2 separate regions of the Homo sapiens genome follow, and region 1 is linked to region 2. A link is a loop called in an ENCODE intact Hi-C map of the cell type or tissue named here. Cell type or tissue: K562. All regions are shown on one strand. Links, peaks and the distances in the headings refer to the core of each region. The heading gives the core; the rest is flanking DNA.

Region 1 (2,912 bases), core at 224-2,723, 470 kb before region 2:
GTTTACTTTCCAGCCATCTCACTGGACAAGAACTGGGTGGTTTTCATTAACTTTGGACTGTGCTTTAATTTCCTAAAAATGATGTCACTTACTGCCCTGAGTGACATGGGATGGGATGCTGTGGTAGAGCACACTCTGGCTGATGTCTTGTACCTGCTGGAGACAGAAAAGGATGGGAGACACAGTCCTCCACAGGAAATCTCAAATGGGTCCCTCTTTCTTTTCAGATATGGACTTTCTGGGGAGTAATACTGTAGGGCTTTTCTTGTTGTTGCCTTTAACTGTCTCAAATGTTCTCCCAAAGATGCTACTGAACACAGCCTCTCCTTTGAGCAAGTTAAAAGTCTGGGTACGACTGCGAGAGGCTCCTGCCTGCCAACACTCTTTCTCCACTTTCAGTGACTGCTCTTCTTCTGAGGGCCGTAAACCAACAACTGCTCATCCCAAGATCCACTAAGCCCTCTGGGAAATTGGTGCTGTACTGCATACCCTGCCTGCTGGGACTTGTTACATTGATGTATTTTCTAAGGAGTGAATAATCTTGTCCAAGTAACTAACTTATTTAAAGACATTTTCTTCGGTGGGCACTGACTCCATGGCACCCGTTTTCCAAGGAGTTGGTGAGCTTGTTTCTGAGAATGCCAGAAATCAATGTACATTCCAAATCATTCTAAAAGTGATTTCTTTTTGGTGTGGGTTTGGTTTTGTTATTAATTTTGAAATATATCTTTGAATACTGAGATCTCTGAAACTACTAGATCTCTAGAAGTGTAATTGGGAAAGAAGGTTGCTTGCAGCTTTAACAAAATGAGAAACTCTTCCCAAATACAACCTGTTTTGAAGTTAAAAAAAAATGTGACATTAGAACCTGCAAAATCTAAGAGTTTCCAACAGCAGTCTCAATTCTGATGCTAACTGTAAGCTAGGGACTCCCCCAACAACGCTTCACTTCTTATGATTCCCAAGAAGGACTCACATCACTCACTGAAACTTGTGACGTTTGTTGATATGATTTTTTACAACAAAAGAATGCAGATTAAAATAATTCAAGGAAGGAGGTACATGGGCAGAGTTCAGGAGAATTCCAAGCACAGGCATTCAGTTGTCCTCTCCCAGTAAAGTAATAGACAATGCTGCATTCTCCTGGCAGCAATGTGTGATTCTGTGCATGAATTATTGCCAACCAGGAAAGCTCGCTGAAGCTTGGTGTCCAGGCAGGTTTTTTTGGGGGTGTGAGTTGGGGATGGGGTTGCTTATGTAGACCTTGTTGATCATCCTTATGGCTGACTCCGACTTGAATTTCCACTGAATTGACAATAAAACTTCAACCTTAAATATTTGGTTATTTTCTTTTTAATAAATTCTCTAAAATAAATTATTTTGAAAATGCTCGCTTTAGCTAGCTGTTTATCCAATATGAGACTCAACATAAATAGTTTCAAAAAGCCAGTGGGTCATTAAAACAATTCCTTTAGTCATCCAAAACATTCAGATAAAAATTAACACCATGTAACACTAAAATCGAATTATAGTCACTGGGGCTGGATTTCAACAACAGGAAGAGAAAGTAGTACAAATAGGGATGAGCAAAAAATAGACAAGTAATGGATGTGAATTGGCCTAGGAAATTTACAGTGGCAATGTCAAAAAGGTAAATCAATAGTTATTTGACAATACATGCTCAGTCCAGGAAAGCCACCAGGGGGCGGTCTGGGTCGTCTGCATCATAAGAAGCTCAAGGAGTTCAAACTGAATGAACCCTGCACAGTTGCTCACTGGGTCGTGTAAAATGTTAGAGCAGCTGCTTCCTCCCGCAACACACGGCCACTCTGGGCAGTCCCCTCACAGTGTGGCTGCTCTCAGGGCTGAGAACCTGGGTGGTGCTAAAGGTGGTGAATGTGGTAAAGATTTGCATAAAGCACCACACAACACACCTCCTCCACACAGGGATCTCAGTAGCATCTTCAAAGGATGGGCTTTCTGAGCTAAGAGCAATAAGAAGAAACTTTCTAAACTTACTAAAATTTATTTATTGAGTTATGTTCAAAGCAATACATGCCTATTACATAAAATCAGAAAGTATTTAAAATCACCGAGTCCTCGGCAAAGGTTCTTTATTCCAAGCAATCAATATGACTATTTTTTTTTATTTGGATGCATTCTTTCATTTTTGTTCTCAGTATTTCCACAATGGTGATCAAGCCTTGTGCTTTTTCATCTGCTTTTATACCCCTTTATGATCTAGTCATTTCAGGTTAATGTAAGTAGTGTTCCATTTCTTAAAAGGGATAAAATATTTAAATAGTTGCTAATTTTATTTTTATTTGAATACCAATGAAATATTATCATTTTTAGATAATTCTTATTGTTTGCTACTCAAACGAAGATATGATATTATCTTATTATTAAAACACTCCTGGTAACTTCTGTGGATTTTGTGAGGTCAGAAAAAAAATGCCTGAAATTTTCAGTGGAAAGCCTTGAGTACATTACACCTGACTTCACAATGCAGTAAATAGAGAAACAAGAGTTTCCGATTCATGTAAGAAGGAGCATAACAGATTAAGGTATGAGGAATAATTTATATCCAAAACTACACCAGTGTCTCCAGGCATGTGTTAGAACAGTACCCCCCAAATTCTGTTGTGCATATGCATCTTCTGGGGATTTTACAAAATGCAGATTCTGATTCAGTGGCTCTGGAGTGAGGACACAGTCTCTGCATTTCTAGAAAGTTCCTACCACACAAAATCCACATATATGTTTGAACAATAACAAGGCCAGCCAGGAGAAGAGGCTCAGGTGTGTAATCCTAGCACTTTGGGAGTTTGAGGCAAAAGAATTACTTGAGGCCAGGAGTTTGAGACCAGCCAGGGTAACGTCACAAGATCTTTTCTCTACAAAACATGTTT
Region 2 (2,833 bases), core at 334-2,833:
TGGCCCCAAGGACACCCCACAAGTAGTTGTGAATCCCAAAGTAAGAGAAGAACAAAAAAAGAACCAGAATTTATTCAACACCCACTGAGTGCTTAGCAAACACATGGTTTCTTTAACTCTCATAAGCTTCATGCTGCAGAGGAACTCTCCCCATTTTACAGATAAGGAAACTGAGGCCCAGAGGTAACCTAGGTCTAGATAGACTCCACATTTATGACTTCACCACTCTTCCTTGCCTGAAGGATATAGAATCACTCCCTGCAGGGCTCTTGCCTGACTCAGGAAAGGGCCACAGGATAGCCAGCCAGGCTTAACCAACCCAGCCAAGAAAGGGCTGGTCCCAACTGGCTGGAGTGCAGTGTACAGGCACCCAGCCTGGAAGACTGATCAGAAAAGAAGCCACAGCTCCAGCCCCAGCCCCAACCCCCTGAGCTCAAGCCCTTGGGGACTCCTGCTGGGCAGCTCTCTAGGCCCTAGGGAGATGCTCCACAGACCCAGGCTGCCCTTTGGGAAGTGGGGAAGACAAGTGGGTCAGGTGTGCACCACCCAGGGGCGGGGCCAGGCAGCCGGCTGTGGTGGGAGGCAGTTGAGCCCTGGATTGTGACCGCTTCAGGGCAGTTGGTAGATGCCCCTCTGGGAGAGATCCCCAGGGGTGACAGCCATGGACCCTGGAAGGGCCTGGGCTAGGGACAGGGACCAGAGCCAGTCCAGGGAGAGGACAGAGCCAATGGACTGGGGTGTACTGTAACAGCCCTGCTGGCGAGAGGGACCAGGGCACCGTCCTCCAGGGAGCCCATGCTGCAAGTCGGGCCAGAGGTGCCCCTGAACCTGAAGGCCAATGAGACCCAAGACAGGCCAAGTGGGTTGTGAGACCCCTGAGGAGCTGGGCCCTGGTCCCAGGCAGCGCTGGCCCCTGCTGCTGCTGGGTCTGGCCATGGTCGCCCATGGCCTGCTGCGCCCAATGGTTGCACCGCAAAGCGGGGACCCAGACCCTGGAGCCTCAGTTGGAAGCAGCCGATCCAGCCTGCGGAGCCTGTGGGGCAGGTAAGGGGCAAGAGATTCCAGGGGATGTGGGGGTCCTGCAGCAGAGCTGGGAAAGGGTGACCAAGGGGAGACAAGCCAGAGGAGTGAGGAGGAAGGTTAACCCCTAAGAGGGGCCTGGGCTGACACTGGCTTTAGTAATGGGTTGATATTTTGTCCATCACAGATTTGTTTGAATTACTGTTTTTAATATCATATTACGATATTATTTTTCTTGATTTCTGAGTTTTCTGGCGCCACTTAAATTTTCACCAGGGTCAGTGCCTCAATCACCTAGTCCTAGTCCTCTGGGTAGGGAAGGAACAGAGGCAGGGACAGGACATCCACAGGGGGTGGTGGCCACTGTCCCCACAGGGTGCCCAGGCCTGTTCCTCCCCCTCCTCCTCTCTGCCCATGTGCCTCCTGCCCAGTGAGGGCAGGGGCCACTCCCTGGAGAAGGCAGCAAGGGCTTGGTTTGGTCTCCCCCAAGGCTGTCTGTTCACCAACTTGCACATAAATGCTTACTGGGGCCAGGCTCAAGGACACAGGGAGGGTGGGATGAACCGAGGGGAGCTGTCCAGTCATTGGAACAGGCCCACGGCCCATGTTTGGAGCAATAAAGGGAGAGGGGATCTCCCTCTGGGATGATGCCCAGGCTGGTCTCACAGATCGAGGGGCACTGGCTGGTGATGGGTGCCCCCAAAAGACAGAGCAGCGTCAGAGGAGAGGAGAGCACAGGATGAGGCTGGGAGCTCCTGGGTGACTGGGAAGGGGAGGCAAGAAGACCATAGGGTCCGTGCACCATTCCCAGTCCAGGACGAGTCCTTGGATGGATTTAGGTAGATTGATTATCAGAGTCAGATTTGTGTTTTTGGAAAAATCAGCACCGGATTGGAGGCTGATGCGACGCCCGATTAGAGGAGGGAGGAGAGGGGGTGATGGCCAAGTCCAGGGTAGGTGGGGATCCTGGAGGAAGCCGTGCCTTGGGGATGGGGAGGACACTCAGATTCAGAGCACCCAGGGGCCCAGTTTCCTATGAAATGGGAGCATGAAGTTGAAGTGAGGGCTGAGCAGAGGGGAGCAGACACGCTCGGGGACTGTCTATGGGCATTAAAAATGTATAACCATTTTAGCAACAGGCGGCGAGTCAAAAAACAAAGTGTGTTTATCTAAACTGGGCAATTCCACTTCTAGGAATTTATCCTAAGGGTTGGTTGGGGGAATAATCAAAGCTGTAACCAAATCTTTATAACAAGGGTGGTTAGCTCAGCATTATTAGTGATGGGAGAAAACTGGAAAAAATCCAAATATCTACCAGAAAGGGTGTGAAAAAACACAATTGTATTTGGGGGACTGTTGTTGTTTTTGTTTTGAAACAGTCTTGATCTGTTGCTCAGGCTGGAGTACAGTGGCGTGGCCACAGCTCACTGCAGCCTCAACCTCCAGGGCTCAAAAGATCCTCCAGCCTCAGCCTCCTGAGTAGCTAGGACTACAGATGCAGGCCACTACACCTGGCTAATTTTGATTAGGATTATTATTAGTTTAGAGACAGAGCCTCGCTATATTGCTCAGGCCTGTCTCAAATTCCTAAGCTCAAGCAATCTTTCTGCCTCAGTTTCCCACGTGCTGGAATTACAGGCGTGAGCCACTGCACCTGACCCAACTGTGTTTTTAAAGTATATATGCATTTTCAAAAACCTGTCAGAAAATATAGAAAAATGTCAATGGTGTGTCTGGCTGGCTGATGGGATTTCACCTAATTTTAATGTGGCTTTATAATTTTCTGGTTTTGTGAAGTTGTTCACAAAAAGAG

The links. Hi-C counts contacts between places; a loop is a spot of excess contacts. Peaks named below come from ENCODE experiments on the same cell type or tissue, not always from the same donor. Only the 100,000 strongest peaks of a DNase experiment are listed, where the experiment ranks them.
Region 1: a loop joins it to region 2, with 2.6 times the contacts of the local background. A loop is called at or near these places in 2 of 110 quality-filtered maps.

The regions. Positions count from the first base shown.
Region 1 is chr22:22,421,113-22,424,024 of GRCh38, forward strand. It overlaps IGL and the pseudogene ASH2LP1. Among named protein-coding and RNA genes, the nearest start is that of ZNF280B, 86 kb to the right of the region's middle. In K562, for the core only: a CTCF peak has its summit at 1,704 (motif pointing right); DNase peaks (open chromatin) are centred at 1,265, 1,709 and 2,661.
Region 2 is chr22:22,887,216-22,890,048 of GRCh38, forward strand. It overlaps IGLL5 (immunoglobulin lambda like polypeptide 5), which reads left to right and starts at 601. Exons shown (of 3, transcript NM_001178126.2): 1 at 601-1,044. The coding sequence starts at 839. It also overlaps IGL. In K562, for the core only: a CTCF peak has its summit at 1,760; DNase peaks (open chromatin) are centred at 1,656 and 1,997; H3K27me3 peaks cover 1,868 bases.